Regions from separate parts of the Homo sapiens genome. Here region 2 is linked to region 1. The links are chromatin loops, found by intact Hi-C in ENCODE. Cell type or tissue: thyroid gland. All regions are shown on one strand. Each heading gives the region's core, and the rest is flanking DNA. Links, peaks and the distances in the headings are about the cores only. Region 1 overlaps RAPGEF1 (Rap guanine nucleotide exchange factor 1). Region 2 overlaps RAPGEF1 (Rap guanine nucleotide exchange factor 1).

What was found. Hi-C counts contacts between places; a loop is a spot of excess contacts. Peaks named below come from ENCODE experiments on the same cell type or tissue, not always from the same donor. Only the 100,000 strongest peaks of a DNase experiment are listed, where the experiment ranks them.
Region 2: a loop joins it to region 1, with 2.7 times the contacts of the local background. A loop is called at or near these places in 4 of 110 quality-filtered maps.

Annotation. Positions count from the first base shown.
Region 1 is chr9:131,601,058-131,617,181 of GRCh38, reverse strand. It overlaps RAPGEF1 (Rap guanine nucleotide exchange factor 1), which reads left to right. Exons shown (of 27, transcript NM_001377935.1): 13 at 11,994-12,251; 14 at 13,129-13,221; 15 at 15,033-15,121. Among named protein-coding and RNA genes, the nearest start is that of PRRT1B, 64 kb to the right of the region's middle. RefSeq lists enhancers at 10,646-10,940, 10,893-11,393. In thyroid gland, for the core only: no CTCF peak of the experiment used is centred there; DNase peaks (open chromatin) are centred at 8,241 and 8,541; H3K27ac peaks cover 3,546 bases.
Region 2 is chr9:131,688,584-131,704,707 of GRCh38, reverse strand. The region is part of intron 1 of RAPGEF1 (Rap guanine nucleotide exchange factor 1); the gene reads left to right. Among named protein-coding and RNA genes, the nearest start is that of RAPGEF1, 43 kb to the left of the region's middle. In thyroid gland, for the core only: a CTCF peak has its summit at 7,550 (motif pointing right); a DNase peak (open chromatin) is centred at 7,467; H3K27ac peaks cover 5,532 bases.

The sequences.
Region 1 (16,124 bases), core at 3,904-11,903:
TAGAGTTTCCACAATATCCCTTTTGAGCAGTTAGGGTTAGAGGACTATGAATGAACTGGACTGTTCGCTACAAAATTAAATTCGAGGACGTTTTAATTAAGTTTGGTTATGAGTACGTCATAGTTTTTATCCCTGGGACATACAAGAGCCTTAAGACATCTTGTGTCTAAAACACTGCATTCTTAGCAAAAAGCCCACCAAGGAGCCTGAGGGAAGGACCTTATAAGGTCCTTATGTCATTAAAAGGAGAATACCTCAGGAACCATTAGTAATGGCCAGGTTTGGGACATTCAGCACCCAGTATGCCGGAACCTCAGAGAAGGGATTCAGTACGGTGCCAACATGTCCTTCATATATCCTTTGGTTAAATTCTGAGATGAGCCCCAGACATAGAGCTTTGGATTACTATCAGAGCGGCCCTTTATTCCTGACTTTCTTCATTCATTGCTCCTGGGCCTGTATGGTTTGTCCAGCATGGAACTCTGAAGGAGTGCCCCTTGGAAACACAGCAGTTGACAAATCTGAAGACACCTCACGTGGTTCTTGGCACAGTGGACGATTATTTCCACTAAAAGATTCTAACCATTGAAAACCTCTTGCCAAGGGAATTTGTAGGGCACTAAACCTGTGTGGAACAATTTAAATGGAGGTGGATACTGAGAAGTATTCTCATTCACTCCTTCCCTGATACCAGGGATGGGTTTAATTCAGCAAGCTCAGGACATCAACTTTTCCAGGCCGGGTTGCAAAAGACATGCAGTTGAGGAGGATGGCCCCGAGCAAAGCAGGGCCACGGGTCAGCAGGCTGAGGAAGACGGGCATGAAGCCTGCGCAGAACCAAAGAACATCTGCACACATATTAATTAATTTTGGGTCTGAGTGCGTCATGGCTTTTGGTTTTTTGTTTTTGTTTTTGAGATGGAGTCTTGCTCTGTTGCCCAGACTGGAGTTCAGTGGCACGATCTCGGCTCACTGCAACCTCCGCCTCCCAGGTTCAAGCGTTCTCCTGCCTCAGCCTCCGGAGTAGCTGGGATTACAGCCGCCCTCCACAACGCCCAGCTAATTTTTTGTATTTTTAGTAGAGATGGGGTTTCACCACGTTGGCCAGGCTGGTCTCAAACTCCTGACCTCAGGTGATCTGCCCACCTCGGCCTCCCAAAGTGCTGGGATTACAGGCGTGAGCCACTGCGCCTGGCCACGTCATGGTTTTTATCCCTGGAATATATGGGAGTCTTAAGATACCTTGTATGTAACATACAAGTTCACACCACATGAAAGCACGTGTGAGGAATGACATGAGAGTTGTAGGCATAGAAACCTTGTGGGTGGCGGAGCAAGGACAGGGTCGTGGGGGCTGGAGGTGGAGCTTGAACTGTGACTTGAAGGGCAGTCGGGATTTTTAGGAGCTAAAGGACAGGGAAAGCAAGTCAAGATGTTCCAAACAGAAGGACCTGCCAGAGGCATGGAGGCCAGGAAGCCCAGCATCCATTCGGGAAGGTCATCTCAAATGTAAACACTTAGAATAAGGTAATGAGGGGAATGATGACAGCCAGCCCTCCCGTCTCCCCAGAACCTCCACTCCAGGAAAAGCCAGTCCTCCCCATCCGCAGGCTCTGCCGGGCCTGGACTCGACTGTTTGCTGGGCTTCTCTCTCACCAGCACCTCCCACGAGTTGGTCCCAGGGAGTCCCTCCAACCGTCCCCTGCACAGGCTTCAGACCGAGAGATGCAGAATCTCTCAGTAACCATTAGGGCTGCCTGTGCCCTGCCGGTGCTGCAGGGTTGGCATTGGAAAAAACACCTTCCTCCGGCTGGGTGCAGTGGCTCACGCCTGCAATCCCAGCACTTTGGGAGGCCAAGGTGGGCGGATCACGAGGTCAGGAAATCAAGACCATCCCGGCTAAGACGGTGAAACCCCGGCTCTACTGAAAATACAAAAAAAATTAGCCAGGCATGGTGGCGGGCGCCTGTAGTCCCAGCTACTTGGGAGGCTGAGGAAGGAGAATGGCGTGAACCCAGGAGGCGGAGCTTGCGGTGAGTGGAGATCGCGCCACTGCGCTCCAGCCTGGGCAACAGAGCAAGACTCCGTCTCAAAAAAGAAAAAACACCTTCCTCCATACTGCACACTACTTTCTTGTACGTTCTTTCTTTGCTAACTGAAAGTTATGGGTATTTACTCTCACTAAGAGGTCTATTTGGGTGCTAGAAATCTGTTGAAATATTTCTTTACCATCTTGGCTTCCAGAATGAATCTGGATAATTAAAACTGCTAGCAGACCCAAGTTGTGAGTAGAAGTTATATTGAAATGCCTGTAATAACTGTCATCTGTTTAAAAAAAAAAAAAAAACTTCAGGCTAAGAGAGTTAAGTGTGTATCATCTTGAGGACTTTAATTTTTTTAAAAGGGTCTGCAGAGCAGCTGGCATCCCATTCTGGGCAAAACAGTCGTTTTCTGAGATGGGCCCAGGTTTCTGTGCATCAGCACATGTGCTCTCAACAGAAGGCTTGAGCTTCATGCAGACGCTCAGTCCCCATGCCATGGCGTCCCCTCGCTGGGAAATGCCAGGCCCAGCCCCTCGGGACCTGTTGCAGGCTCCTTCACTCTGCCCATTCATCTGCCTCTCACTCACTCACTCTTTCTCTCCTTCCCTACCCACAACCTCCTGGCCACAAACCATCCCCAAGGATGAGCCATCACAGAAACCCTGGGCACACTGACGGGCCTAAAGGCCAAACAGGAAAGGGGAGAGATAGAGAGAGAAGGAGAGAAGAAGGGAGGAGAGGAGGAGGAAAACGGAATGGCCCATGGGAGGGAAGTGGAAGACAGTCCATGGGGCTCTCGGCACCTGTTGGAAAAAATAAGTTCCTGCCATCCTGACCTTTGTCCTTTGTTCCTCCCTGATGCCATCTTGTCTCATTGGCTTTTTGTCCTGGTCAGAGCTAGATCACATTGAGAGAGAGAGCAGGGAGCATCTGTGGGCAGAACCCGGTAGCCGGGGGTGGGAGAGGGGTTTCTCAAGGCAGCCCCTCCTTGGGGGGGGGTGTTGGTGCACACACTGGTCTGACCCTCCCTTTGCACGGTCCACATGGAGTGCTCCTCTTTGGGGAAAAGGACTGTGCCGCTGTCCCCATGTTGTGAAGCCCCCTTGAGGCCTCTCCCTCCCACTGGTGCATGTTCCTCCTTGGCCTGGCGTAGCTCACGTAGTACGTAGGTGCTTCAGGTTATTTCACACCGTTGACTCCTGGACTGTCCTCCATTCTTGGGGGTTTAGCAGCACAATGTAGTCTACAAGTCTATACCCTCAAGGGTGTGGTCTACCAGTCTGTGCCCTTAGGGTTAGCATCTACCAGTCCATACCCTTAGGGGCAGAGTCTACAAGTTCATACCCTTTGAGGCAGAATCTACAAGTCCAAGGTTGAGTCTCCACAGATCTCCAGCTGTTTGAGTGCAGGCTTCTCTCCTCACCAGACCCTGGGCTCCCTGAGGTCAGAAATTAGTCCCCATGCCTGGCACATAGCAGACAGGCAGGCAGTGCCCATTCACTCTTGTCCTGCCCCTCTTGTCCCAATCCCACCATGTCTTGCTGATACTGCACAGGGCATTAGCCTTGAGCGGGTCCGCTTCTCTCCAGCCCGTGGCCACTCACTTCCTCCCCACCCCCATGTCTCACCTGGATGCACTGCAGCTCCTGACTGGCCTTCCTGCCTCTGCAGTCAGAGGCCCTCCCTGCTTCTCAACCCTGCAGCTAGACTATAGTGTCGCCACATCCCTGCAGAACCAGGGCCAGCTTCCCTGGCTCTTCAGAGGCCCTCACACTGCTTCTCCCCACCTTACCACGAACCTGTCCCCTGCACACCTCCACTGCCTTCCCTTCATCCCTTCCCAACATACGAGTTTCTCCTTCCTGCACAACCCTGTCTTCTCCCCCACCGTGTTTTCTCCTTACTTGCTGTATGAACCTGAGCACACCGCCCTGCCCCAGTGCCCTGGGCCCCGCTTTCCTCTGTGCAGTGGGAGCACAAGGTTGTTACAAGGATGAAAAGCACACATGTAGTACGTGACGCACAACCAGCATTTCATGGAAAGGGAGCTATTAGCATCAGATCTGTCGCCATGTGGGGGAGGCTGCTGCTTTCCTGTGTCATGTTCCGGTTCGTCTTCTCAGGATTGCATGTCCCCTGAGGAGAGGGGATGGGCTGTGAACTGGCAGCTTTGGTGCAGCCTAGCCTCTAGCTCCCATGTAACAGATGCATTGGTCCCAGGCTCTGGCCAAGAATCCATTTTCTTCCTCATTTTCCTTCCCTACTGACCTGAGGCTCTGGCTGCTGTGTCTGACTCAAGAGTTTCCCAGGTAGTTCCTGTCTGCAGAGCCCTTGAAACACAGTTTGGCTCCTGCAGTGCGTTCCCCCTGTGCTTTTCCACTCTTCCTAAAAGACCCAGTGCTGCTCTGAAGTGTGAAGGCTGGATTAGATCCCACTCAGCTTGACCTGGTCTTGTGGAAGGAGGTACATGCAGACCAGAGCCCCTTCCAGGTCACTGCGACCCTCGGGATAACGTAGAGCCACCTATAGAGAAAGGCCCAGCTCTGGAGGAGACGGCGTTACCTCCTGAGCCCAGGAGCGAGCCTGCCTTGCCTTACTGTGGGCAGTAGGGAGTATGCCCATCTCAGCAGCAGGACTGGTCACAGCCTTGACAGCAGGAACAGAGCTGAGAGTGCCTCGCATTGGGGGCTTTCAAAAGCAACCACTCTGATGCAGCTGTTTCCAACCCCTGGTTGTAGACTTTGAGAATCTTTATTGTTTACAGCCTGGCATTTTGGCTGATCGGTGCCCCTTGACCAGCTTCAGGCACAGTAGTGTCACTGTAGCACCTGGCCGTGGTTGTACTTCTGACTCCATCCATGACAGGCAAACTGTCATGTGGGAGTTCAGTCAGGGTGGTGGGGAAAATTACAGAGGAGAAGTTTTAAGATAAAGTTATAGGAAATAGACACAAACCTTCTTGGAAGGCTGGTACCCACAGGATCCCCATTCCTTGTAAAGGTCGTGCACTGACACGCATCCTGAGGGCCAGTTCCACGTCCAGTGCCTCTCGCCTTTACTTCCACGTCAGGCTACTGTTTCCCTATCGAGGGCCTTCCTTCCTATTCTGTGATCAAATGGTTCACTGCAGTTCTAGAGATGGAGAAGCCAGGAGAGAGAAGCTGAGCCATTTGTTCCAAGTTAAGCTAGAGCCAGGGTTGGAATCCAGAACCCTATCATGAAAAATACAGCGTTAGATTAACATTTTTGAACTGCTTAATTGCCCATTTTTGAACTGCTTAATTGCCAAATAAATTTTGAGATCTCGTAAGGCTGGGTCAAAAGAAAAGTGTGTAGGCTGGACGTTGAGAGGCGTGTATTTCTCCTTCATGTTCTGACATGTTACAAAGTGTAGCTACAGGCTCTAAATAGAGTTCTAAGAATAAGTATAAATTAGAGCCCCTGTCAGGCTGTTGAAATGCAAACTGAGTAAAAATAGTTGTCAGACTTCTAGAACTGAATTTGAATCATTTTTCAGTCTGTACTAAATCTTTCTATAAAGGGTTGATGTTATTCAGATCAACACTTAGTGAATTACAGAGCATCCTAGAATGTATTGGAGGTTTTGCAAGAGTTAATTTGCCATGAAGCCATTGGCCAAAACGTAGTATTTTCAGTGGAGATATTGTGATTCCAGTTGCAAAAATACATCACATGAGAAGGAACTTAATAAGGAACTTTTGCATTCACCCATCTTCTCCCAAGCAACGCATTTTTGTTCTTTTACATCCTTTTTTCTTAGGATATTCAGGTGGTTTTTAAAAATAAGCTCCACTAAGGAGTTTATTTGAAAAGGGAGAAGATATTTTTTGGACCCAACATAATGCTAATGTTGCCTTTCTTTGGTGAGAAGAATGCCATCTTGTCATTCACACAGTGTGGCCCACAGGACTGCCTTCTTACCAGGATCAAAGACAAAACGGTCAGTGGCAGATCTCAGTTCATGTGCATGTGGCATTGGCCTCAGAACCTACCACTTGGCTTTGGAACTCATCTTTTGACATTATGTAAGGTATAGTTATTGTTTTAAATTAACACAAGGGCATCAAGGAAAAGGAGTTGCCCCTGGGCCTAAGGTAGACCCTACTGTGTAAACCAGTAGTTAATTGGGACCGTAAGGAAAGAGAAGACAAAGCCAGAGGTATCCCTAATAGTTTGCCAAATGGAGTAACAAGGAGTGTTACCAAGCACCTTTCCTGGGGCAGGAGGGTGTCCTGGGAGTGGTCATACCCCATCTCTATAAGAATCAAATCAGATAAGCTTTTCTCCCCAGACAATCACGTGGGTGTCATCATCAGTGAAAAGCTCAATTTCCTTCCAGAATAGATAAATTAGGGCCCACACTTTGAGGCTCACAGTCCCCTAGTTGAAGGACATATGTGCTCTGAGCCCAGCGCCAGTGCTGAGCTGTGGCTCCCATTGATTCTCCGCTGAGGAAGGAAGCCCAGACCACACTAGAAAAGCAGCTTCCCCTGAATGTGTTTTCTCACAAATGAGGGATAAAAATTTAAGCCCGAAAACCAGCTGTCCAATAGCTTATCTGTTTTGCTAAGTAGCATCCAAAAACTCTGAAGTCATAAGCCTTACTTGAGCCAAGATTATGCAGTAATGACCAATTTCTGGCAACTTCTCTTCCCAAACACTTCACCATGCCAGTGAATCCATTCATTTACATGACCACATTTCGCTGTAACTGGTGGAGCTGACAATTCTCCAGGGCTTGGAGCTCAAGTCACTGTGGAGCAACCATTCTGATCAAGGTTCCTCAGCCTGTGTCCCTAACCCTCAGCCGCTGATGAGCAGACAGCCTCCTCTGGCACGCGCTCTTCCTGATCAGCAGAGGAATTAAGTGGAGTGGCTGTTATATTGAGGACTCAGAATTGTTCCTTTAAAGATCTGCTTTCCTGCTGGGCACGATGGCTCACGCCTATAATCACAGCACTTTGGGAGGCTGAGGTAGGAGGATCACTTGAGCCCAGGAGTTCAAGACCAGCCTGAGCAACACAGCAAAACGCTATCTCTACAAAATCCAAAAAATCAGTTGTACCTGGCGACACATGCCTATATTCCCCCCTATTTGAGAGGCTGAGGCAGGAGAATCAGTTGAACCCAGGAGGTTGAGGCTACAGTGAGCCAAGACCGCATCACTGCACTCCAACCTGGGTGACAGAGCGAGACCCTGTCTCAAAAAAAGAAAGGAAGAAAAAGATCTTTCCTGCTTTCTTGCTAAGGCAACACAGAGCCCATCCCTAATCCTTTTTCCATGCCAGGACTATAATAGAGAGAAGGTGTCACCGAAAACTAGTGCCTTTTCTAAGTATTTTACTTGTGAGAAAAAAAACTGGTGCCTGGCCAGCTTCAGGCAGCTTTGCCTTTTAATGAATTGGCCACACGCTCGCATATGAGGTCATCAGCCTCCAGCATCGTTTCGACTCCGGGGCCCAGTGGCTTTCAGGGGTGTGTTTCCAAAGGAGCTGGTTACTGATTCCACCTTTTCCCTGCCTGTCCTGCCACACTCTGGCCAGTGCACCCCTCTCTCCATCCTGGCTTATGGATCAAGTCTCAGCTCACTGGGCTTTGCATGCCTGGTGTCACAAAGCACTCAGCTAAGGAACTCTGCAGATTTGGTGAGGCTGTACCCTGCAGAGCTGTGGGATTGCATGGTTAGGGCCTGTCTCGTCCAGGATACACCTCAGTATTTCAGAAAACACGAACTGATTGTGATATCAGCCATACCCACGCCACCTCTTGCCAGCTGTGTTATTAGGCACGTGGTCTCCCCTCCCAGCCTCAGTATTTTCATCAGTAATAAGAACAGTAAGGCACTGTGTGTACGTTAATTGAGATGATCCGTGCAACACTTACATCTGCCTAGCAGGAAGCATGAGGTAGGAATAGTTGTTCTCGTCCTCATGAGGCAGTCCCTGCTGTGTTTCGACTGGCTATGTGACCAGGGCTGACATTGGGGGCCAGGCACCCCTCTCCTAACTGGCACCCCTAGATCTTGTGCAGAAGTTTGCAAGTCTCAGACAGGCAGCCCTTCCCGTTCTAAAATCCTCAGCCCAAACAGTCTTATTCTGGCTATAAATAAAAGTTCCTGCTGCACAGAGAGCAGCAGCTCGTCAGAAGCAAACCCGGGCACGAGCCAGATCCTAAAATAAACTCCAGGCTGTGATGAGGCGGCGTTTCTGTGGAATGGCCCGCCCTGCCTTTCTCTCTGCCCCTGTGGGTAAGCGTGATCATAAGGGGCTGGAAGTATTGCTCTGGGGAATCGGTAGAGATGGGGGCCTGTTGTAAATGGTGTGACCATGAGCCCTGATGCAGCTCCTGGCATCTGCAGAGCCCAAGGGGCACAGCAAGGGCTTCATGGTGATCAGAAGGTTTTCCCTGTGTCTCCCTGCCCCGTGAAGGTACCTTTCCAGTTTGGCTCTTGTCCCAGCACGACTGCATAGCTTGAATACCAGAACGTGAGCTCACAGCTGCAGAGGCAGAGGCAGAGCAGGCCAGGCCCCTTTGTCCAAGAGAGGCCGACTCTCCTTGCTTTCTCCTTGCTAGCTGCCCCCTCCTTGGCAGCCCACACCCCTGGTCATTTCCCTGAGCCTCCCTCCCCAGTGTCTGGACCTGAACCCATGCAGTGGGTGAAGTTCGTCTCTTACCCATCCACACTCAAAACTGAGACGCTTCTGTGAGTCAGGTAATATTCTAGACACCTTAATTAATACAGTGCCTAGACTATGTATTAGGTGCCTACTAAAATACGTATCAGCAAATATGTATTAGGCCCCTACTGAATGCCCCAGTACTGTTATTTAGGGCAGTTCCTGGATTGTTGGGAGGGCAGGAGAGGACGGCTGCTGCTGGCCGAGAGGTCGTCCGCACCAGCACCATGCGGAGGACTTGCACGCAGCGCTCTGCGTCTCGCGGAACGTCGCAGAAACCTTATGGGGGAGGGGCTATTGTTTTCATCCCCGTTTTAAAGATGAACAGCTTGAGCTGAGGCTCAAGAACTTCAGTCACTTGTACTAGGGCACACAAGCGGAGATGCCATGAGGGGCAACTGGAGACCTTGCAGTCAGCCGCTGCCCTGTGCCGTCTCCCGGAAGAGGCACCATGCTGTGGGAGTCTGCCCCTCACCTTGTTGAATTAAAACCGGCTAAACACACTATATGATTGGTTAGGAAGACACTTCTCCAACTTGGTACATTTTGTGATGACACAAAAGCCATTTGTGTATGTGTAAATCAGGTGCTCAGTTATTGCAGGGCACGTGGAAGCACAAAGTGACTTTACACGGGGGCGCCGATGAGGCTATTTCAAGACTCCAGAAGGAGTCAGCGCGGAACATGACTCCTTAAACTAGGCAGCAGCAAGGCAAGGTGAGGGGGATCTGTTTAGCAAATCTCGTGGCAGTGTCTGGGCATTGGGAATGAACATCTGGCAGATCTGAGAATTGGGGCTACAAAAGATTGAGCCACTCCCTGAAACAGTCATACAAGGGTTCCCTGAAGGCAGCCCCCCCAGCAGCACGCCGTCCCACCCCTCAGCCAGTGCATCCTGCTTGCTGTCTTCTCTGTGGACTTTCCCAGCCAGTAAGGGAGGCTTGCTGTGTGCAGGCATCCTCCAGAGATCGATGGAAAACCCAGAAAGCCAAGCCCTTCACCCCACTGCCATCCCAGGAAGGCCCAGAGCGAGCTCCCAGGCCTGCAGCGCCATCCTGGGTAATTGCTGTGAAACGTTGAAGTGTTGCGTGGAGCCTGCTGTGAGGGTGTAGGTGAGGGCGGCAAGCCAGGGTGTACCAAGCAGGGTGTCTGCCCCCCGAGCTCCTGAAAGAAGGATATGAAGGGAACTTCACTTGTACAGGTACCTGAGTGTTCAGTGCTGGTCACATGTATGACACTTCCACTGATTTATTTGACCATGGCATAGGGTTGGCCTTGAGTTTGTAGGTTAGATGGGAAAGCAGATGTGTAAGTGGTAGTGAGTGCTTAGGGCAGATGTCATGGATCTGGTGTGAGATCACAGGAGTGAGATGAGGGAGGAGCTTGAAACTCTGGTCAGTGCAGCCGGGAAGGGGCCACGGCTGTACACACAGGTGGAAACGAGAGGGTTGCGTTGTCCCTCGAGTTACGGTAGCTCTTTGTACAGGTTAAAGGGTAGCTTTGCCAGACTGCTTAAGGGCCAGGAATGGTGGCTGATCCCTGTAATCCCAGCACTTTGGGAGACTGAGGCGGGCAGATCATTTGAGCTCAGGAGTTCAAGACCAGCCTGGGCAACATAGAAAGACCCCGTTTCTACAAAAAAATCAAAAAGTGAGCCGGTTGTGGTGACATGCACCTGTGGTCCCAGCTACTCAGGAACCCGAGGTGGGAGGATTGTTTAAGCCCAGGAGGTCGAGGCTGCAGTGAGCCTGGGTGACAGAGTGAGACCCTGTCTCAAAAGAGAAAACAAAAAACTACTTAAGGATGAGTGGCTTTGACCTCTTGTTAGTTTAAAACTTCATTTTTCTTCCTCTTCTTCCTCTTTTCCATGGGTTCTGAAAATCCCCAGCCACAGCAAACACAGAGAATGTTTGAGCGAGTGGCACGCACATTTGCACTGGGCTTGACTTTCCTCACGTCCCTGCCTCTGTAGTGGGCCAGTGAGCCCGGCAAGGTCTTTGTTTTGTTTAATTTTGTGACTCATTCATTCACCCATATCTGCAAGGACTTTGGACGTGGCCACCCCCACAGCGCTCTCCCAGCTCCCCATGATGGTAGCAGCATGATGGCAGGCCTTTGTAGGACACGATGACATCACATCATTAGATTCTCTCCACGTGGTGGCTGCTGACCAGGTCCTGGAACACCTCTGTCCCTCCTTCAGCAGCAGAGCCCCAGCCGGGGGTGCTCACTGGACCCCAGAAGCCATGGGATTTGCTGTCACTTCTCAACACAGTGTCTTTCCTCTCTGATGAGCATCTGGGGGAGTATAGCCTTGTGGCTACAAGGTGGCATCAAAGCTGTTGTAAGATCACATTTGTTTTTATTTGAGACAGGACCTTGCTTTGTCACCCAGCCTGGAGTACAGTGACTTGATCTTGCCTCACTGCAACCTCTGCCTTCTGGGCTCAAGTGATCCTCCCATCTCAGCCTCCAGAGCAGCTAAAACTGCAGGCACTCACCACCACCCCCAGCTCATTTTTGTATTTTTTGTAGAGATGGGGTTTTGCCATGTTGCCCAGGCTGGCCTCAAACTCCTGGGCTCAAGCAATCCACCTGCCTTGGCCTCCCAAAGAGCTGAGACTGCAGGTGTGAGCCACCATGCCCAGCCTACTTCATTTGTTAAAAAAAAAAAAAAAGAAAGAAAGAAAGAAAAAAATGGGGTAGGAAGAGAAATGGACTCAGACATCGTTAGCATTTCCATAGTGCAGCTTGCCAGCCACGCTTAAGGTTTGTGCCGCTCCTTTCCAAAAGCATTCAAGGTGGATTTCAATGTTTAAAAGTTGCAGTGTTTGACTCTTAAGGAATAAAACCTGAGAGATTCATCCAGAAATTCAAAATGAGTAATTACAATGACATTGAATTTGGCCACGAAGTTCCTGAGCAGACAAGACAGCGATGGGCCACGCAGGTTTTATTTTCTGTCCCAGCAGAGCATGTGGCCACTTGAGCCGTTCTCTGTGTCATGCTGTTTAGATAGCCCTGAGGACAGCGCTGTTCACTCTCCAGTCTCAGGGCCCTTCTCAAGGGAGGAGGTGCTGGGTGTGGGTATCACAGTGGCCTGAGGACTGGGGGTTGCTTGGCGTGATTGGTGGCCCGTTAGACTAAGTTATTGTGAACGGCCTGTCACTGCTCAGCTACTGCCAATCTAATTACTTTTTCTCTTTTCTTCTTGTATTCTCGTTTTTGTTTGTTCTCCACCTGGATTCTGTAGTATAAGTCTGTGTTTAGGTCCTACTCCCAGGATTTCGTGCCTCACCACCAAGCTTCCGTTCCGCCTTTCCTTCCGCCTACCTCCTCTTCCTCTCCACATTTCCCACCTGCCCACCAGTCTCAGAGCTCTGACTTAGCCGTGCCAACCATGGCCGGTCCACCTCCCAGCACCGTGGACGGGCCTCTCTCGGCTTCTCAGGAGAGCAGCTTTCATGGGAATACTGTCTGCCTTCCTTCCGAAACCTCTTTCACTGACTCGGTGAGAACTCAGCGTGCACACACACACACACACACACACACACACCCCTGCACATGGGGCTGCACGTTTTTTAAAAAGCGGTTTCACGTTCCTGAAAGACACTGCCTCCCCTTTACTAGCAGTTGGGGGCTGCCAGCGCACACCTGCTGGCAGCATGGCTGAGCTGACAGCTACTGAGGGTCACAAGGTGCAATGGGAGCCCATGTGTTTCCAGAACAGAACTGACTCTTCTATACAAAGTTCTATCAAACTAGGAATCTGATTTTCCACAAATGGATTAGTGGCCATTTAGAGAGGAACTTATCAGACGCATAAGATACAAAATGCTACTAGCTTTCCATTTACTTGTCTGTTTTTAGGGAAAGGTACAAAGCCCTTCGCAAGTGTGGAGGTGACAGATTCAGGACAAGTGTCTGTTCGGTTGCATGTGGTGCCGATGACAGAAGCCTGGTCTCTAGCCTGTTAAAGTGCCTGTAGCGCTTCGTCCAACTCAGAGAAATGCTGCCTTGCAGATTGGAGCAGACAAGTACATGGGGCAGAGGAAGTGCAGGCAGCGGACCCCACTCCCCAGTATGTGGGATTGTCTTGATGTGTTGCTTCTCTCCCTCCATAATCGTTTCCCGCCACACTGGGGACCCCTGCTGTCTCCACTACAGTGGGGCCATCTCTCCAGGATGATTTAGCCCCAGACACCATTGGAGGGGCAGCAGCAGGAGACTTGGATCCCCTCTAGCACAGAGGCAAGAGGTGGCAAAAGCAGCTTTGCTCTCTGCACCTGGGAAGACCAGAGTGCAGGCTGTGGCATCCCCTGGCCAGCTGTGAGGGCCGGCTGGAGGGCCTGGCCCATGTGTCTTTCCTCTCGTCCTGTCTCCCCCAGAGTGAAAACGCCAGTGAGGAAGCTGGTGAGGGTGAATATGTCAATCTGTATTCCTCTGGCCAGAGCAGCGAGGAGCTGGCTCCCTCTCGAGGAGTAAGTAACCTCGGGCGGCCTCCTGCATGTGGCCTGGCCTGGTGGGGCTTGGGCTCTGCCCTCCCGAGGCCGCTTCCCCCGCACCTGCTTCTGTTGGGCTGAGCCCCCTCCTAGTCACCAGCAGACTGGGCTCCTGCAGGCTGCTGGGAGCCAGCTCGGCCCTTTGGAGAGGACGTGGCTTCCAGGTGGAGGTCTGCCCTTTGCTCCTGCTTCAGTGCGTGTGGCACTCCTCAGAGCCTGGCCAGATGGGTCATCTAGAAATCTCTGGGACCAGCGTGGCACGGGCCCCGGCTGTGTATCTAGTGCTCTCTGTGGGGTTCCTTCCTCCCTTATCTTCTGGTGTTGGCTTCATCTTCTGTCCCTCATGCAGAGGGAGGGACTCTTCTTCCCATAGGGCCTTTCAGACCTTCATCTCCCTCCCCAGCATGTCCCATTGCTCCAACACTGACTGCTTCTGAGGAAGCGGGTGAGTCTGGCCCATAGCCCCTGCCATGACTATGCACACCCCCTCCTGAGGGAGCCACAAGGTACCCGACGTCAGCACCCTCGTGATGCTGCTGCCCCAGCTCCCGACCATCGCGGTACAGCAGTTCTATTGAGCAATCCACTTTCCACATTTTGCTTCAGCCAAACATGAGCAAGTTCAAAAGCTTCAGAAATTGCTCCCCCCATGAGCCCAGGTGGGACAGGTTCCTTGAAGGGAGGCCCATGAGGGCTGGAAGACTCCCAGTGATCCACCCCAGGGCGGGCCCCCACCCGTGAAGAGCTTGGTCACACCCGTTCAGGTGGTTCTCTCAGCAGGGTCCCCACAGGGGTTCAGAGGCCCACCCAGAGCCAGCCCTGTTTCAGACATTAGCAGGTTATAGAACATTGAAGAGTGTCCACTCCAGTGGGATTTGACCCAGTCCATGGGAGCTGTCTCCTCTGCTGACATGTGCATCTGGCACCCCCCGGCTCAGCCTCCCCATGGTGAAGTCCACGTGCAGGTAGAGGCCAGCTTCGCATGGCTCTCTCCCTCCACTGTGACACTTCCAGGGCTCACTGGCTCCTTGCCTTGAAGCACTCTTTCTGTATTTGTCCTGCCCCAGTTCTCCATCAGGCTCAGCAGCAGACCAGGGATGTTGGCGGGCCATGTTGTCACTGAGTAGGGCCAGCCCAGGGACCCAGGAGGAAGCAAGTCTGCCGGAGGAAGAGGGGACTGGCACCCCAGGGCCTGAGAGCTGGCCCTTTGGGGACTGAACCCGGTTGAGCACTGCAGCCCTGAGGACTTCTTTAAATCAGCAGAGTTTGGTTCACGACAGCAGGGCCCAGTGGTTAAGGGCACAGGCTTTGCAGGTAGATAGCCCTGGGTTCAAATCCAAGCTCTGCTGTTTATGAGCTGTGTGGTCTTGAGCAGGGTCCTTGACTTCTGGCCTCTGTTTCTATGCATGGAGTGGGGACGATGGTGTTAGCTCACTGACGAAGTCAAATGAGGAGAAGTGGGCACAGCCTAGAGCCCAGTCCCTGGCTGTGCTCGGGGGGAGTGGCTATGACAGTCTTCTTTGAGGAGGTAGTTGAGGTGGCTTTGCCTAGGTTGGCAGCTTACAGATGAGACAAATAGTGGCACCTTTCACTTTCTCCAAAGGCCACATGCTAGTCTTGAGGGCTTGTGTTTCCTGTGATTAACGGCATTCATCTTTAATTTGTTCACATCTGAGATTGCTCCATAGGAACTTGCACTCCACAGCCACTTGCAGGCAGGAATGCTGGGAAGACAGAGCAGCCCCGCAGAGGGCCCCTGTCCAGAACTCAGCACCCACTCCTCTTTCCAGGAGCCACCGGCTGGGAAAGACGGACATCCCAGAGATCCCTCAGCGGTCAGCGGCGTCCCTGGGAAGGACAGCAGAGACGGCAGTGAGAGGTAGGAAGTGGACCCAGAGGAGCTGGGTCCCCCGAGAGCAGTGCGCCCACTCATGAGGCCTGCCTGAGCAGCCTCTCCCAGCTAGCCCCTAGGCCTGAGGGTATTTCAAGTTGAAACTCTTCCTTCTTTCCTTATTTCCTTTTTTTGTTTTTTAGAGACAGGGTATTGATCTGTTACCCAGACTGGAGTGCAGTGGCACAATTGCAGCTCACTATAACCTTGAACTCCCGGGCTCAAGCGATCCTCCCACCTCAGCCTCCCAGATAGCTGGGACTACAGGCATGCAGTACCACGCCCAGCTGATTGTTTTAGTTTTTTGTAGAGACGAGGTCTCGCTATGTTGCCTAGGATGGTCACTAACTCCTGGCTTCAAGCGATCCTCCCACATCAGCCTCCCAAAGTGCTGGGCTTACAGGCATGAGCCACTGTACCTGGCCCTCTTCCTTTTTTTCTGATTCTCAAATAATACAAGCTCAGGATAGAAACTGTTGAAAAGCATAGAAAACTGCAAGAAAGCAAGAAAAATCACTAATAACCCCACCCTGCAAAGGCCTTCACATGTAGTTTGCCATTACTTCTTGATTGTTTGCACCTATATTATCTACCTTACAAATTACCCACGATAGCCTTGTCTTTTCTTTTTCAAATCCCAGGCCAACCTCCCTTGGTCTTGGCCTCTTTCAAGTTGATAGGGAGTGTAAAAGACACCCCCTCCACTTACAAACTTGTTATCAGGGACATTTCTAGACATATGTGTGCATGTGATGTTGCTAACAAGAATGTCTTGTATATCTTAATTTTTTGCAGCCAAGATCAGGAGCTGTTCATTGCATTTAGTCATTACAGCTCTTTAATGTCTTATAACTTTTTTTTTTTTTTTTTTTTTTTTGAGACGGAGTCTCACTCTGTCGCCCAGGCTAGAGTGCAGTGGCGCGATCTCGGCTCACTGCAACTTCCGCCTCCCGGGCTCAAGCGATTCTCCCGCCTCAGCTTCCCAAGTAGC
Region 2 (16,124 bases), core at 3,158-11,157, 88 kb before region 1:
AGTGTTCATTTTGGCTCTCGGGAGTACAGCACTGACAGAAGTTTCCTTGGGAATTAAAAATTGCAGCAGTAATTGCAAATTGAATTGTTATCTCCTTCAAAAATCCCAGCAGCTCCAGGCCATACCAGCCTGGTAAATGGAAATGTTAATGATTTGCATGTTTGTACACAGTGTGGGTGTGAGCGAATGAAATTAACACCCTTAGTAGAAGAGCTGAGTATAAAAAGCTTCAGCCCACAGACCTTGGCAGATTGTGGGATTTGCTGTGCTGGAAGCAGATTGGCAGGCCCAGGTGGGGCTGGGGGTGGCAGGGGGTGAGTTAAGGATTTGCCTCAGTTTTGAATGCCAGTGGTTGCTCTGCCATAGGGGCAAATTTAGAAATGTTTGGATTCCAGCCAGCAAAGGTGTTTAGACTTGCCTCTGCACACTAGATAGCAAAGTAGCATCTGGGGCAGCTGGATGCCCGTGTGCCAGCTAATTAATATTGATCCAGAATGCACAAGGGCTGGGTGCTGCAATAACCACCGGCTCAGTGCCTTCTAGCTAATAAGTAAGACAAGACAAATTACTTCACATTTCCAGGCCTGTGTCTTGATCTCTAAATGAGATTAATAATAATGCGTACTTTGAAGGACTACCGTGAGCACTAAATGAGATAATTCACATAAAGGGGTTATAGCCCTTAGCATACAGTGAGCATTTAATGAATATTAGTGATTCTTGTTATGCATTGCATAGTAAAGAGAACCCTGGATTTACCAGATCCATGGACATGGATTATCTGCCTGGCTTCATCCCAATCCCAATGGCTGTGTGAGTTTGGGTAATTCTCCACCTGTTTCTGTCTCTCAGCTTAAGGTATCGCATGCCTGATGGTCTTGAAGGACCCTTTGCAGGCTGTGCATCAATGACCATCAGCAGTGGTCACTGCCTTTCATATGTGCTAGCTCCTGGAGCATTCAGTACCTGCTTAGACAGCATCGGTTTGGCTGAGCTGAGGGATCATAGGAGTGCTTTTTATGGTGTTGAATTTCTTTGAAAATTTCTTTAGAACTCTGGAGCCCAGGTGCCAGGGTGGAGTCTTTGTTCTCCCACTTTCTAGTTGGCTGTCCTTCAGCAAGTTACTTAATTTCTGGGCCTCAATTTCCTCATCTGCAAATAGGGCCCACTTCATAGGATGTTGTGAGGATGAAGGAGTCTGTCCATGCAAAGTGCTTAGGACAGTGCCTGGCGTGCAGTCAGTATCCAGTCAGTTTATTATTGTTATTGCTTTTAGGCCACATACAGAGAAGTTACATTTAATTTTGGTTGAAATGATGTTACATTATTAAAGAAAAACATTGGAACAAACGGACAAAATGCAAACAAGAAAATGCATGTTGAGTGGCTAAGCCTAAAAGACATAAATGACCGGGCATGATGGCTCACACCTATAATCCCTGCACTTTGGAAGGCTGAGGTAGGAGGATCACTTGAGCTCAGGAGTTCAAGACCAGCCTGGACCACACAGTGAGACCCTGTCTACAAAAAATTTTAAAAAATAAAATTAACTGGGCGTGGTGGCACGCATGCAGTGGCATGGTGATGACTCACTGCAGCCTCTGCCTCCTGGGCTCAGGTGATCCTCCCCGCACTTCAGCCTGGGTGAACTGAGACCCTGTCTTAAAATGAATGAATGAGTGAATGACCTAAAACATAGTGAGGCGGCAAAAGTGTTAGTCAGTGCCATTATTCTTTTTCAGAGCGGCTGCACGATGCATATTTTTCATAGAATTGTCATCGTATGCAAATAATTTTGCTTTTTTTTCTTTTAATTTTATGCTTCTATGTGGTCTTAATAACTGCTATGACTATGACATTCCATCATGTTACTGTTCCATAACTTATGAAATCATTCACCTGCTGTTGAATATCGAAATTATTTCCACTTTTTACAGGTCAGGCAGCAGTAAGTAGCTTCATTAATATAGTTTTGTGATTCTGTTGGATGATGTCCTTAGGATAAGTTCCCAGTGTAAAGTTCCCAAGCCAGGAACATAGAAATAGCTTTAAGGATCTTGCCTTGTTGTTTTCCAAAAGTGATGCATTTTCATGAGTGATGTATAAATTTACCAGTTACTCTCAAGCACATCAGCACTGAATATTATTTTGAAATCGTTCCTCTTGTAAAACTTAAACTACACTTACAAACACCATTTTGATGAATTATCTGATGGCACGGGACTCAGAGAAAGGGTATGGGAAGTTCAAAAGCCATTATCGGTGTTAAGAATCCATTTTGTTATAAAATTTAATTTCCCACAGTCATTTGCTTTGGGCTTGACTCAATCTCATTCAAGTGCTGAGTTTCATAGAAAGGAGACATGAGGCTTTATTTAAGCGTACCCAATTACCATCACAACTTTTTGTCTTCTGCCTTCCAGAGAGCAATGATTATTAAATACTTGAGTTTCTTCACATGAAAGAGACAGAGTGAGCCCAGAAGTGTTGTTAACATTGTTAATGTAATGCTTACTGTTAGGCAGCGTGACTAATGACCCAGCAATCCCTCTTCGCTGCTTCTGTAGAGAGCTAACCATTTCCCTAACTGCATATGGATGACAAGAGCATCAATTCAATTGTTAGGAAAATAGATACATTAAACAGTTTGCTGGGAGGGTAGTTTGAATCAACTAGTGTAGAACGTCAGGGCGTTGGAGTGAATAGAACGGACAAGGCCATTGGTTCATCAGTGAGGTTAGAGGCCATATTGGGATGTAGTCATAAACTGGTTCAGGGTAGGAGAGAAAGGTAAACAAAAGATTATTTAACATGACTTTGGAATCACAGACATCTTGAGCTAGAAGAGAAGAGTAAAAATCTCAAATTATTCCCTAATTTTGCCAATGAAGAAATTGAGGCTTCTAGAAGTGAAGTAACTTGTCTGAAGCCCTGCAGCTAGAGTGTGGCTTTGTGTCTCCTAAGTTAGGATAGCAATATAACAGTGATATAATAACGCATGTAATAATATAAAACCATACAACATACTGTATATGTTATGATTTTATATTTACATGTTACAGAATATTCAATACATTGTATATGCAATCCATTATGTATTGTATCATATATAACATATGATGCAATAATATATGTAACAATGATACAATAATAACATATTGGGATACAGTATTACAATAATGCCAGTGGCTTCCTATTTGCCAGGCATGGCACTGAAAGGTCTGTGTATATTAGGAGCTTCCATTTGGGAGCAGTTGACATGTAACTAAAGTGTCCTGGAAATCGGTTTTTTCTTAAGTGAAAGATCAGATGTTGGAAAGGGAAACCCTAAGTGTGACAGAATTTTTCTCATGAGAAGTATGGGTGTAGTTTTGGGTGTGGGTAAGAAAAGGGAAGGAAACTTCATTCTGTCATCAGATACCTCCAAATTTAGAACAATATCTATCCGTAGCCATTGGTTTTCGGATATGCTTTACCCTGGGAACGTGCGTAAAATACATTTCCGTGTTTGGCTATTTCTTTCCCAGCTGCATAGAGGGTGTCACCATTATTTTAGATAATAGCCATGGCCAGTGCCCACTTTAATCACTTTTCCAATCACTTTTCACTGATTGCTTCTAAGGCACTTGATTTCAGATGTCACTTTTTGCTGAAATACCTGGATAACTGTTTCAGGGGGCCTTGTGGACTACCGAGAAGTTTGCCTCCAGGGGTTGGTAAACTTCTAAAAGTGCCAAGTCATGAATATTTTATGCTTTGCAGGCCCAAGAAGCAAAAGTAAGACTATTATGTAGATACCCATAAAACGATTTAAAGTGAAATCATTTAAAAATATGAAAACCATTCTTCACTTGCAGGCTACGAACAAGCAGCCTCCTGTTTGACTGGGGTTGCTCAGCGAGCCTTCTGGCTTCTCCGGCACACACACATTCAGGTCTCCATCTATGCAAATGGAGACCTCCTTCTTCTTCTCACCACTGTAATAAGGAGAAAACAGACAGTGGAAGGTTTGTAGAACCTCATGATTGACTATAGAGGCTTTCAGCATTTTTCCTTTACTATTAAATGGGACACTGTACTAAAAAAAATTCTATTGTTTCTATATTTGTTCATTTATTGATTGGATGTTCATTCATCCAACAAATGTTTATTGAACAGGTCCTGTGTCTCCACTGTTCCAGGCACGGGGGATACCTAATGAGGAAAATAAGACATCTCTGCCCTCTGGAGTTTTTAGTTTACATATGAACAAGTATAATATGTAGGCTTTTGGATGACAGGTATCATATAGAGGAGCCAGGGAAGGGGACAGGATGGACAGGGGAAGAGGGTTGTTAGTTTTACATGTGATGGAAAGGGAGAGTGATCAGAAATAAGGAGCAGAATCCTGTGTGTTGCAGATGTCTGGGCAGGCGCGCTCCGGAAAAGGAAGAGGTGGCGCAGAGGCCCTGACCTGGGAATGTGTGACTAGGGCGGAGGCTGGAGACCCATGGCAGATGAAGCCAGGCCTTGAGATGACTGTAAGGACTTGGAAGGGAGAGCCAGTGGGATTTACTGAGGGGTTGAGTATGGGGTGAAAGAGAGAAAGAGTAGTCTAGGACGACCCCAGTGGTTTTCTCCTGAGCATCGGAAGGTTGACTTTCGAAGCAGGAGAGCTTCAGTGGCACAGATTGTGGGGGATGATTGGGGCTGTGTGGGTACAGAGTGAGTTTGAGGTGCCTGTCAGAGAGCTACAAGGAGGTGGCCATTAGGCCATTAAAATCTGGAGTATAAAAATCTGGAGTTCAGAAAAGAAGTGTAGGCTTTTTTGAGAGTTGTTGACATAAAGATGGTGTTTAAAGCTATGAGACTGGGTGAGATACCAGCAAGTAAGTCAGAGAAGAGCAGGGGCCAAAGCCTGAGCCCCAGAGCACTCCAGCATTAGGAGGTGGAGGAGATGAGGGAGCACCAGCAGAAACCTCGAAAGACCTTCCAGGAAGGTAGGGGGAAAGCAGGAGACTGGTGTTCAGAAGCCAACTGCAGAAAGTGTTCCTGAGGAGGAGGCAGAGAGGGGGCTTCGGTGACACATGATGCTGACTGGGTCAAATCCCTTGAGGACCAAGACTTGGCCTTGGCATTCAGTAACATAGTGGTCACTGGAGACCTTGACAAGAGGTGTCAGTGGGGCCAGGCGCAGTGCCTCATGCCTGTAATCCCAGCACTTTGGGAGGCCGAGGCGGGCGGATCACCTAAGGTCGGGAGTTTGAGACCAGCTTGACCAACATGGAGAAACCCTGTCTTTAGTAAAAATACAAAATTAGCCAGGCATGGTGGCACATGCCTGTAATCCCTGCTATTCAGGAGGCTGAGGCAGGAGAATCACTTGAACCTGGGAAGCAGAGGTTGCAGTGAGCCAAGATCACGCCATTGCACTCCAGCCTGGGCAACAAGAGCAAAACTGCACCTCAGAAAAAAAAAAAAAAAAAAAAGTGTCAGTGGAGTGTTGGGTGTGAAAGTGTCAAAGAATGAGCAGAGGAGAATTGGCCACAGGGAGCATGGGCGTTCTTGGAGTTTTGCTGAAAGCGGGAGTGAAGACACAAGGTGGTAGTTGTTAAGGGTATTGCGGTCAAGGGAAAGTTTTTTCATAAAGGGTGAAATAATGGCAAGGTTGAATGCTGATGGGAATGACCTGGTAGAGATGGAAACATCGCTCAAGACCAGGAGAATTGCCGGACGAGAGAGAAGTCCTGATTATCAGCTGTGGTGCATTGAGTATTTACAGTCCTTGCTGACAAATCACCCCGCTATTTAGGGAGCTTAAATAACAACTGGGCACCTAGTTTACACTTCTGCAGCTGGCAGTTCAGGCTGGGCTGCTGGGCTCCTGGTCTTGCCTAGGGTTCCTCAAGTGTCTACAATCAGCTGCTGGGAGGGCTTATCCCTGGGCCTCCAGCAGGCTAGCCCAGGGTCCCTCCCGTAGTGGGGTTGCTCACCTGGTCGGGGAAGGGGGGCAGCCCTGAGGCCCCAGGTCAGAAGCCGCACAGTTACCTCTACTTTATTTCATTGGCTAAAGCAGGCCACAGGCCAGCCCAGATTCAAGGGGAAGGGAGAGAGAGACCTGCCCCCTCCTTCTACCCGCCCTTCTAACAGGAGAGTGCAAAGTCATCTTGCCAAGCTGTGGGTATGAGGAGCAGGGAATCGTTTGGCCATTACTGCAAACAATTTGTCACAGCTGTCTGTGAGCTAAGCATGTTGCTTTCAATCATCACAAGAGTTCTTTGGGGTAGGTAGTATGATTGTGATTTTACAGATGAGAAAACCAGGTCACTGAGCATCCAGTAACTTGCTCAAGATCATGCAGCTAGTAAGTGGCAGAATTGGGACCTAAACTGGTCTCTGACGTCAAAGCCCCTTTCTTCCCTATTTTCCCTTCCTGCAAGTGTCTGTTTACAAGGGCAGACTAGAGGGCCCCTCCTCCCTTTGCTTGTTAGGCATGGGAATAATATTTTTGTGGATGATGATTATCTCATAATCAGGGTGGACTGAGGGAGGTGATCATCTTGTTGTGGCTTGCATGTTTACTGTGCGGGGATTGGACAGCTGTATTTATGAGAATCCCTTTGAGGTCACAGTGGTGTGTTATTGACACAGATTCATGTCTCTGCTCTCAGCTGGTCCCTCAGTGCCCTTTGACAGTCTTTGCCCTTGTCCTTGGTCAGCTGACTCTCCTGTCCAGATAGTCACACATGTTCCCCTTCACGCCCCACTTTGTTCCAGGCCTCTGACTTCCTCTGTCTGCCTTTATCCTGGCCCCTCTCTTTCTGGCCCTGACACAGGTACACTCAGCCTCTAGTCCAGGTTCCCTCTGCCCAGGTCCTCTTCCCTCCAGAACTTGTCATCATCAACTGTCTTTTCAACCAACTGGACTTCAAGCTTTCCAAGAGCAGAATCCAAAATGTGGGAAAATTTGAATTAGCATCAGTGAACTTTGTCTCTGACACTGGCTGTATAGTCTTGAGCAAGTCCTGTACCCTCAGGTGCAAGAATCTGGGAAGAGTGGACACTTTGAGCCATCTCCAAGGCCATTCAGGGAGAGTGAGATCTCTTTATGTCCGCCTAGGAAACCCGTGGCCTAGAGCTCAGTTCTGTTCTGTTGCAGTGGCTGCAGTGTGTCCTGGGTGTATACCTGACAGCCCTGCATTTTGCTGCAAGAGCTGCAGCCTTCTCTCTGCCCTCTCCTAATTCAAGCGTCAAAACCTTGTTGGCCCCAGAGCTAGAGCCGCTGCAAGCCACTTCGCTCATTTAGGAAAGCAGGAGGCAGGTCCTGTGCTGAGTCTGCAATCTCAGCAAAGACCTCAGTGAAAATGTTTTCAAGCTCTCTTTGGATAGAGGGAGCAGAGCAGTGAGTAATTAGGTTCAATCACCCATTTCAAGTCTCTGTGACCTTGCTTACATAGGGAGCCCGGAGCTGGGCCCTTCTTGGAGTCCCTGGGTTGGGATCCCAGCCAGCTGAGTGTGAGGAAGGGAGGGAGCGAGAAGGGATGGAGGAGAAGCCTGGGCCAGCAGAGGGCTGCTGTCTCTGCTGCGCTTTCAGCAAGCTCATCTCAGGCATGACATTCAGGATGCAGAGTTGCTCTTTATTTTTTTATGTAGTTTGCTAAGAGAAAATAGCCCCGCTACTTATGTATCAGTGTAATCCAGGGGAAATTACTTAATTTCCGTCAGCCTCAATTTGCTCATCTGTAAAATGAAGGCAACTAATTACACCTGCCTTAGCATATGAGGCGTGAATACGAGAATGCTTGACAATACTTGGCATAGAGTTAGCCCTCGATAAATTTCAGCTGTTAATGTTATTATAGCACCTTCACATGTTGTTGTGTTTATATTGTAAATCGTTGGTTAAAGATATTTTTATTGTCATGATAGCTCCATACTTTCAAGATGCGTCTTTGTAGTATTTCGTATCCATTTAGTCATTCATTCACTGAGTTTGTATTTATCAGACACCTACTTATGGACAAGGAACTGTTGATTATTATCTTTCTGTTCAGGTTATGATGAGCTGTTCATTTCTTAGTGCTTGCCACTATAATATTCAGAGCTACAGTTCGCTGAGCACCTGTTTCAATAGAGTTGCTCACTTGGGAGATAGATTCTAAAGTCCGAGCATAAAGAGAACATGGCACAGAGGAAGAATTAGCCTTGAAAGATCCCTTAAATCATCTGTAAAGTACAGTGTACATCGGAGGTCATCAGACTTTTTCTATAAAGACCATATAGTAAATATTTTAAGCTTTGCAGGCCACCTGTGGTCTCTGTCACATATGCTGCTTTATTTTCCTTTTTAAGGAAAGCCCTTTAAGATGTAAAAACCTTTTGTTAGCTCTGGGCCCTTAAAAAATAGGTCTTTGTCTACATGAGCAGACTGTGGTATGTCTTCTCCAGGATGGTCCGGGGATCCCCGCCTCCTGGTATTCACACTCAGGTGTCATCCCCTCCCTCTCTGGATCAGGGCTGGTCCTATGACCAGTAGAATACAGCAGAAGTCATACAAGATGTTGTAGCTTCCGCCAGCCTGTCTCTCTTGGATCCCCTGCTCTGGGGGGAGACCAGCTGTCCTGTGGTGAGGCGAGGTCACAGGTGAGGGTCTGTGGCTCTGGCCAGCAGCCCACAGGGAAGGGAAGCAGCTCTTCCAGCCCCAGTCAGGCCTCAGGTGACTGCAGCTTCATGAGACATCTTCCTGAGCCAGAACTATCCAGCTTGTGTCAGCCACTCTGCCTTTCAGGTCATTATAAAATCTGCAGCAGGGAACGGGGTGCGGTGAGGAGTTCTAAAGAATGCCTGCTTGCCTGCAGAGTTACATTGATTTTTTTATTAAATGTTTGCTGGTTACACTTGTCAACAAATCTGTTTATGGAGAGGATGAGATGGGAACATGTCATTCATGGGTGTTCTTATTATCATGCATTTCTTGGAGTTTCCATCATTCCAACCAGAGAGAGAACATTTACCATTCAGCAGATGGCTGCATATGGACAGTTAAGTTTCCTGAGGGAGTGATGCACCTCTTCTGGGTGAGCCAGACATTGAGGTACACCACTCAGTCCTGGCAGCAGCCCCCACTAAGGTTAGGATTGGCAGCTAAACGTCTAGCTTGATCCAACTCGCTCCTGATGCCCCTGCTTCCACTGATACCCAGTGTGGCCTCTGCTGTAACACAGCAGTGCGCTTGCAATCTGGGGAGAGCTTTTGCTTCCACACTGAATAGCTTCAGATGGCTTTGCTCTTTTTCGGTTGTGCCAAGAGGCCCTTCTACACTAAATGGCTCATCCATGGGTAGCTACCATTGACCTCTATCGTGTGGCCTGCTTTGGGAAGACAAGCCGGGTCAATTGGTTCTGCCTCAGGAATTTGAAACCGGACACAGGGAAGCATTCTAATCATTGGCGGGGATTTGAGCTAAAGAATCTACAGAATTGGAACCAGGCAGTCCCTGTGTGCTTCCGAATTATGAGAGAGTGGTAACTCAGAAGAAGCACGTTCATGCATTTATCTAATGAACATTGATTAGACATGTGCTGCATGCCAGGCATTGTTTTAGCCACTTGGGTTACAGATATCCTCATGAAACCTATATTGCTAGTAGGTGAAAATACACAATAGACAGTCAACATTATCCGTTAGTGAGTTGCATGTAAAGAAAGTGCGTGAACAATGAGAACACATGGACACAGGAAGGGGAACATCACACACGGGGGCCTGTTGTGGGTGGGGGGAGGGGGAAGGGATAGCATTAGGAGATATACCTAATGTTAAATGACGAGTTAATGGGTGCAGCACACCAACATGGCACATGTATACAAATGTAACTAACCTGCACGTTGTGCACATGTACCCTAAAACTTAAAGTATAAAAAAAAAAAAAAAAGAAAGTGTGAAGGTGATGAGTGCTGTAGGAAGGAGGATAAGGGGGCATCAGGAATTCCAGGGATCATGGGGTCAGGTTGCAGAGCTAAAGAGAGTGTCCGGGGTGGCCTCATTGAAAGGTGATATCTGCGTCCAGTCTTGAGAAGGTGAAGCAGTTGGCCAAGCAGATAAACCTGGGGCACAGGCATGCCAGGCAGGGGGACCTGGTAGGTATTGAAGGAACAGCACGAATCTAGTGTGACTGCAGCAGAGTGAGCGAGAGCGTGCCAGCCTTGGGTTCATTGCAAGATTACATTTCTGTTTCATTTTAACAAACCTTTGAGCACCTACTCTGTGTCAAGTAGTATTTGGCACAAAGCTTTTCAAACCTGGGTTCCCCATCTGAACCATACAACACAGAACTCTGTGACTATTTGTTCAGCTCTTCAGCTCTTCCAGGAGTGTGACACAGCTGATGCTTTCTGGATGCTTGGGAGAGAAGTTCATTCAGTACATCTAATGCATGCCCTAGGGTATTAGGCCTCATTCTCTGCTGGAACCCTGACTGAAAAAGGCAGAATTCCTCTGCCCCCAGCCCTTGCCCTGTAATTACAGACTAGTAAATACTATGAAAGATCAGAGCTAGGATCTGAAGGGTAAGTCAGAGTAAAGTAGGTGAAATGTGAGGTGGGCCCTTGGGGAGGGAGAGGATACTGTCTAGGTGAGAAAACAGTGGGCAGAGACCTGAGGCAGAGGTGGGAGAGGGGGTGAGATGGATTTTGTAGGGCCTGTCACAGCCTTGAGTTTAAGAACACTTAAACTCAGTCTCAAGCTAAATAGCCATTAAGTGTTTGGAGAGAGAGAGAGAGAGAGAAACTGATTGAGAGGATACGAGATTTGTGCTTTGAAAAATTGATGAGATTGCCCTGGCTGCAGTGGGAGAAAGCCTTGGAATGGCAAGAATGGAATTCTTAAGCTGCCTTGTATTTGCAGGCAGATAAGGGTGGTGGCAGTGGGACAGATTCCCTGGATATAATGGAAACTCCAAGAGGACTTGGGAATGGATGGGATCTGGGGTTTGGAAAGGTATTGTCAAAAGACAACATTACAACAATGTAAAGACCTGAATTGGCTTTTACTTGTGATTCCAGAATTGAGAAACACTTGAATAGAATTGAGTGTTCTGATGGGCCAAGCAGAGGAGGTTGGTTTTATAGAAAGAAAAGGACTGAGGAAAGCAGAAACAGAAAATAAAAAGCAGATTGGTTGTTTCAGAGTTACTTTTCTTATAAAGGTTAAAGCAGAGGGGACTTTCTTATCATGCCAGCTACAACTGGCCTGTTTGGGGATTTGGCTATTCTCTCTCTCTCCTGATTTCTCTGAAGGTCAGATAAAAATCTTATTTTGGCTTAGTGGTATGGAACTTGAGCGTGAGTGACACCATTTTGGTTTGGTCTATTGGGCATATTGCAGGAGCTCAGTTCAAACCAATGACCTCCTATAAATTTAATTTAACAATTTCTCCCTTTTTGTCATGCTCTCACCTAGGAGACAGTGTGACCAAAACTTAGGGCATCAGCACTACTCCGTCATCATTATTTTGGGGTTTAAATCTTAACACGTCATTCATGGGTGTCCTCATTATCATGCATTTCTTGGAGTTTCCATTATTCCAGCCAGAGAGAGAACATTTACCATTCAGCAGATGGCTGCATATGCACATTTAAGACTTTTTTGAGAGGATACAGTGCACCAGGGAGACTACTGTTGTGGCTAATGACTATGAGGATGATAATACCAAGAGTTTGGAGTATGCCCCTTAGCCAGGGTCCCCATGAACCAAACCAACTGAAATCATTTAGATCAAATAATGAGCCAGATGGGGAATCTACCTGTTTTAGCCAAGCAGCCTGTTTGTTCGGTTTATCCATGTGCAACAAGAAGCATTAGCAACTGTGCAGATTATTTCCTGTTCGGCTAGAAGGTGGCATTTCTGTTACCTACCATCCCATGACTAGGTTTGGCATGACAGATCCGTTTTTTCATCAAGTCTCTGTAGAAGCTACTGATTGTGCAATTCCGGCAATGTAGCATTATCCTGCCAAGTGAAAAAGGTAGGCATAAGCAAGGAAAAATCAAGAGGAGTCAGAGCCTCATTATGATAAAGAATCTTGTTCTGATGTCTTGGGAAAAGCTGTCCACAGCATGAAGTTGTCAGCTTGTCCTGGTTTGCAGTTTGACTGCCTGTGATTATAACGTCCGGTGTTTGGGTGAACTCTCTGTGGCCCACATATCAGGTATGAGACCTGTCCCTCATAATATACATGGAGTTGTCAAGCTCCAGCTTGTAGGGCTTCTGGGACAGAGCAGTTCTTGTGTGTATTTGGAGAGTTGTAGCCAGATGTTTCCAAATAGGAAAGTAGAAGAATTCTGGATCCGTTCCAGCCTACAAATAGTAAAAACTCAAAAACAACGAACAGGGCTACAATCTAATAACAGGTGTACTATAGTTTTTCTTCTGAAACATAGTTTTTCTCTCTACAGTCACCCTCATTTCTACTAAAGATAAAGCGAGGTGAATTTTTTTGCAAAATGAGCTTAGTCTCGTCAAACTTGGCCTGATTATTTACACAACTGCAGTAATGCTAGTGATTGATCACAAAGTTTGCTTTGCTGGAACTTTGGATAAGAAATCTCAGATTGGACTTTTAAAGGACTCTCAAAGCTAGGAAGCCAAACTGATATTTCCAACTATATTCTGTTATGAGAGCAGACTCATATTGAACTTAATGGAAATAACTATATTAGCACAAAGATAAGAAGAGTCACAAATAATTTCCGAATTCTGGAGATATTAGGTAGGGAGAAAACATAAATATTTCGTTTTTGTTCATAAGAGTATAACTTTACCAAATTACTGAAAGCTAATATAAGGAAAAAGGTGTTTTTTTTAATCTGAGAAATAAAACACCAGCAATATGTCAAATTAAAAACCATAAAACCCACAATTGTTATTTATCATTTTATTCTGTCTCATGTAATTAATTTTTGTTCTGCTTGATCTTGGTCAGTAGTTTCACAAGCCCATCAGTTTCTTTATTAGAGTTCTGGAAATGTTTAGCCAGTCCAATGGTATGATCTTAAAGTTATTAGAGACCTCTTCTTGTCAAAGTCCTTTCCATCCTTTCCATGAATCTCCTTGAAAACACAACATTTTAGGATTATAGTTGCTTGCAAAAAGCATTGAGAAAAGCATCAGAATAAAGCAAATTAACTGTGGATAACAGGACTTAAAGCGACCATGATTAGAGATCTGATGAGGGTTCATTATAATAATGATTCAGTTGACAAGGAAATTTGGCTGTTTCTGTGGCATACAACAAGTTAACATGATAACCAAAATTATGACTGACAGCATATCAGATGATCAGATAAGCCTAATTGGAGTAATGTTTCTCTTTTTCACGGTGAGAGACTCATCCTTTGATGTTTTCTGGGGGCCCAACTGAGAAACCTCAAAGTGAATTTGAGGTCAGAGAGACTTGATCTAAAATTGATTTTGAGAAGTTTGTCAAAAATATCAACAGGTTTAAAACAATTAAAATAGTATCACATGTCATTGTGGAAATAATAGTTGTTCATTTAACCAGTGATAAGAAAAAGACTTCAGAAGGCAAATACAGTAAGTTACATAGTTGTCAGCAAAAATTTAGCTCTTTTAATATTGAGAAGACTCACATTTCTTAAGTAATCAAAGGCCTAATAAAAGAAAATGCAAAGCGCAAGAAATTGTCTTGATAAAACACAAAATCTTTATTTCCTAGGCCAATTATCTAGAAAGAAAGAAAAACCTTTCACTATTTCTCATTAAGAGTAAATCAATACTCCAAGAAAGCATTGAGACAAGCATCAGAACAAAGCAATTAACTGTAGATAACAAGACTTAAAATGACCTTGATAACCTCGTGTTGAGAGAACCAAATTCTATTTTGCATTAGCATCTTTTTATTTTATTTATTTATTTTTTTGAGACAGGGTCTCACTTTGTCACCTACACTGGAGTGCAGTGGCACAATCTCGGCTCACTGTACCTTCCACCTCCCAGGGTCCCACCTCTGCCTTCTGAGTAGCTGGGACAGCAGGTGTATGCCACCATGCCTGACTAATTTTGTATCCTTTTTTTGGTAGAGATGAGGTTTTGCCATGTTGCCCAGGCTGTTCTCCACATCCTAGGCTATATGCGATCTGCCCTCCTTGGCCTCCCAAAGTGCTGGGGTTACAGACATTAGCCACCATGCCTGACCCATCAGTGTACTTTTGATATTAATGCTCAATTTTTAGAAAAAAAAGGTTTAGAAAAAAATTGGACATTATAAATAATTTCCTTTTAATTTTAGCTCGATCAAACATAAAATTCCTTTCACAAGATTCATCTTCCACAAACCTTTTACCATTTTCTGATCGATTCTGTTTTGTCCTCTAATGTTTCTCTTTCTCGTTTTGGAAGAACCGTCACTCTACTGTAGAAAGAAAAAATTACTTTCTTTTTCCCTTAACAAAGTCTCATTCTTTATAACTTCCTATTTAGAAAGTATCTTATTTCCCTCACATACAGAGTTATTTCCTTCTAGTTTTAATGGTCATCCATTAATTAGACTTTTTAACTCTTGGTAACCTTAATTTCTAGTGAAAACTAGGGAGTGAGCAAATTTAAACTGTTTTATATCAGCACTTTGTACATGAGCACCATTTCTTAATTTTTAGGAACATGTGCCCTAATACAGTTTTTTTCATGTTTATTAACAGACTCACAAGGCCCGCATGTATTTAATTTATGCCATATAAAAACAAGATGCCAGAATACATATACTTTACATTTATATTCAGATATTAATGTTTCAGTATTTTAACTTATTTAGAAACAACTCAGACATTTCATAACTATTACTTAACATAACTTGACTTTAAGATTTCAAGTTACTGGCCAAGCGCGGTGGCTCGCGCCTGTAATCCTAGCACTTTGGGAGGCCGAGGCGGTCGGATTGCCTGAGCTCAGGAGTTGGAGACCAGCCTGGACAACACAGTGAAACCCCGTCTCTACTAAAATACAAAAATTAGCTGGGCATGGCAGTGGGCACCTGTAGTCCCAGCTACTCGGGAGGCTGAGGCAAGAGAAGCGCTTGAACCCAGGAGGCAGAGGTTGCAGTGGGCCGAGGTCACAGCACTGCACTTCAGCCTGGGCAACAGAGCAAGACTCCGTCTCTGGAAAAAAAAAAAAAATTCAAGTTACTGAAAAGGATTTTTGAAACTATGATTTAATCCGTCTATAAACCTTTATCCCCTTTACATTCACCTAATTTAGTCATGCTTAATATTTATGCTTGAAATGCTTCTTAAAACTAATCAGTGAAGGAGTTCAGGAAATGCCATTCCAGAATATGTCGCATTAGTATATTGATCACTTCCAGCTGCATGTACTTGAAATACAACAAATGCAGGGAGAGGCATTCTCTGAACTCGTACCTGCCCAAAGACAGATTCTCAGAAGAACTCAGCTGTCATCAGTCCCTCCTCTGCCCCATCATCTTACATTATTTTATTTTTGTTGACAAACAAGACAGGTATAAAAAAAATCACAGAATCAAAGAAACAGAAGTTAAATATGATTCTTTATATTTCAAACCATTAATCTTTCCATTTTCTGTTCCATCACCCTAAGCAGTTGTTAGCCAGACAACCCTAAATCTGTCCTTCCAAAAAGATGACTCTTGGATGAAACGAGTTTAAAAATTGACATCTCAAAGGCATAAAATTAAACACCATTATTTGTCAAGACAAAGAAAGGGGTGAAGTGGGAATTCCAGTTAAGACACAGTGGTCCAAGGTGAAGCTTATTGTTTCCTTGTTTTTTATTTTTATTTTGAGACGAAGTTTCGTTCTATGGCCCAGGCTGGAGTGCAGTGGCACGATCTTGGCTCACTGCAACCTCCACCTCCCGGGTTCGAGTGATTCTCCTGCCTCAGCCTTCCGAGTAGCTGGGATTACACCACACCCAGCTAATTTTTTGTATTTTTGGTAGAGACAGAATTTCGCCATGTTGCCCAGGCTGGTCACGAACTCCTGGCCTCCCAAAGTGTTGGGATTACAGGGGTGAGCCACCACACCCAGCCACAGGCTTGTTATTTAGATTTGAGTCTTGCCTTCTTCATTGTAATAGTTTCTAGTGATTCAGGGTG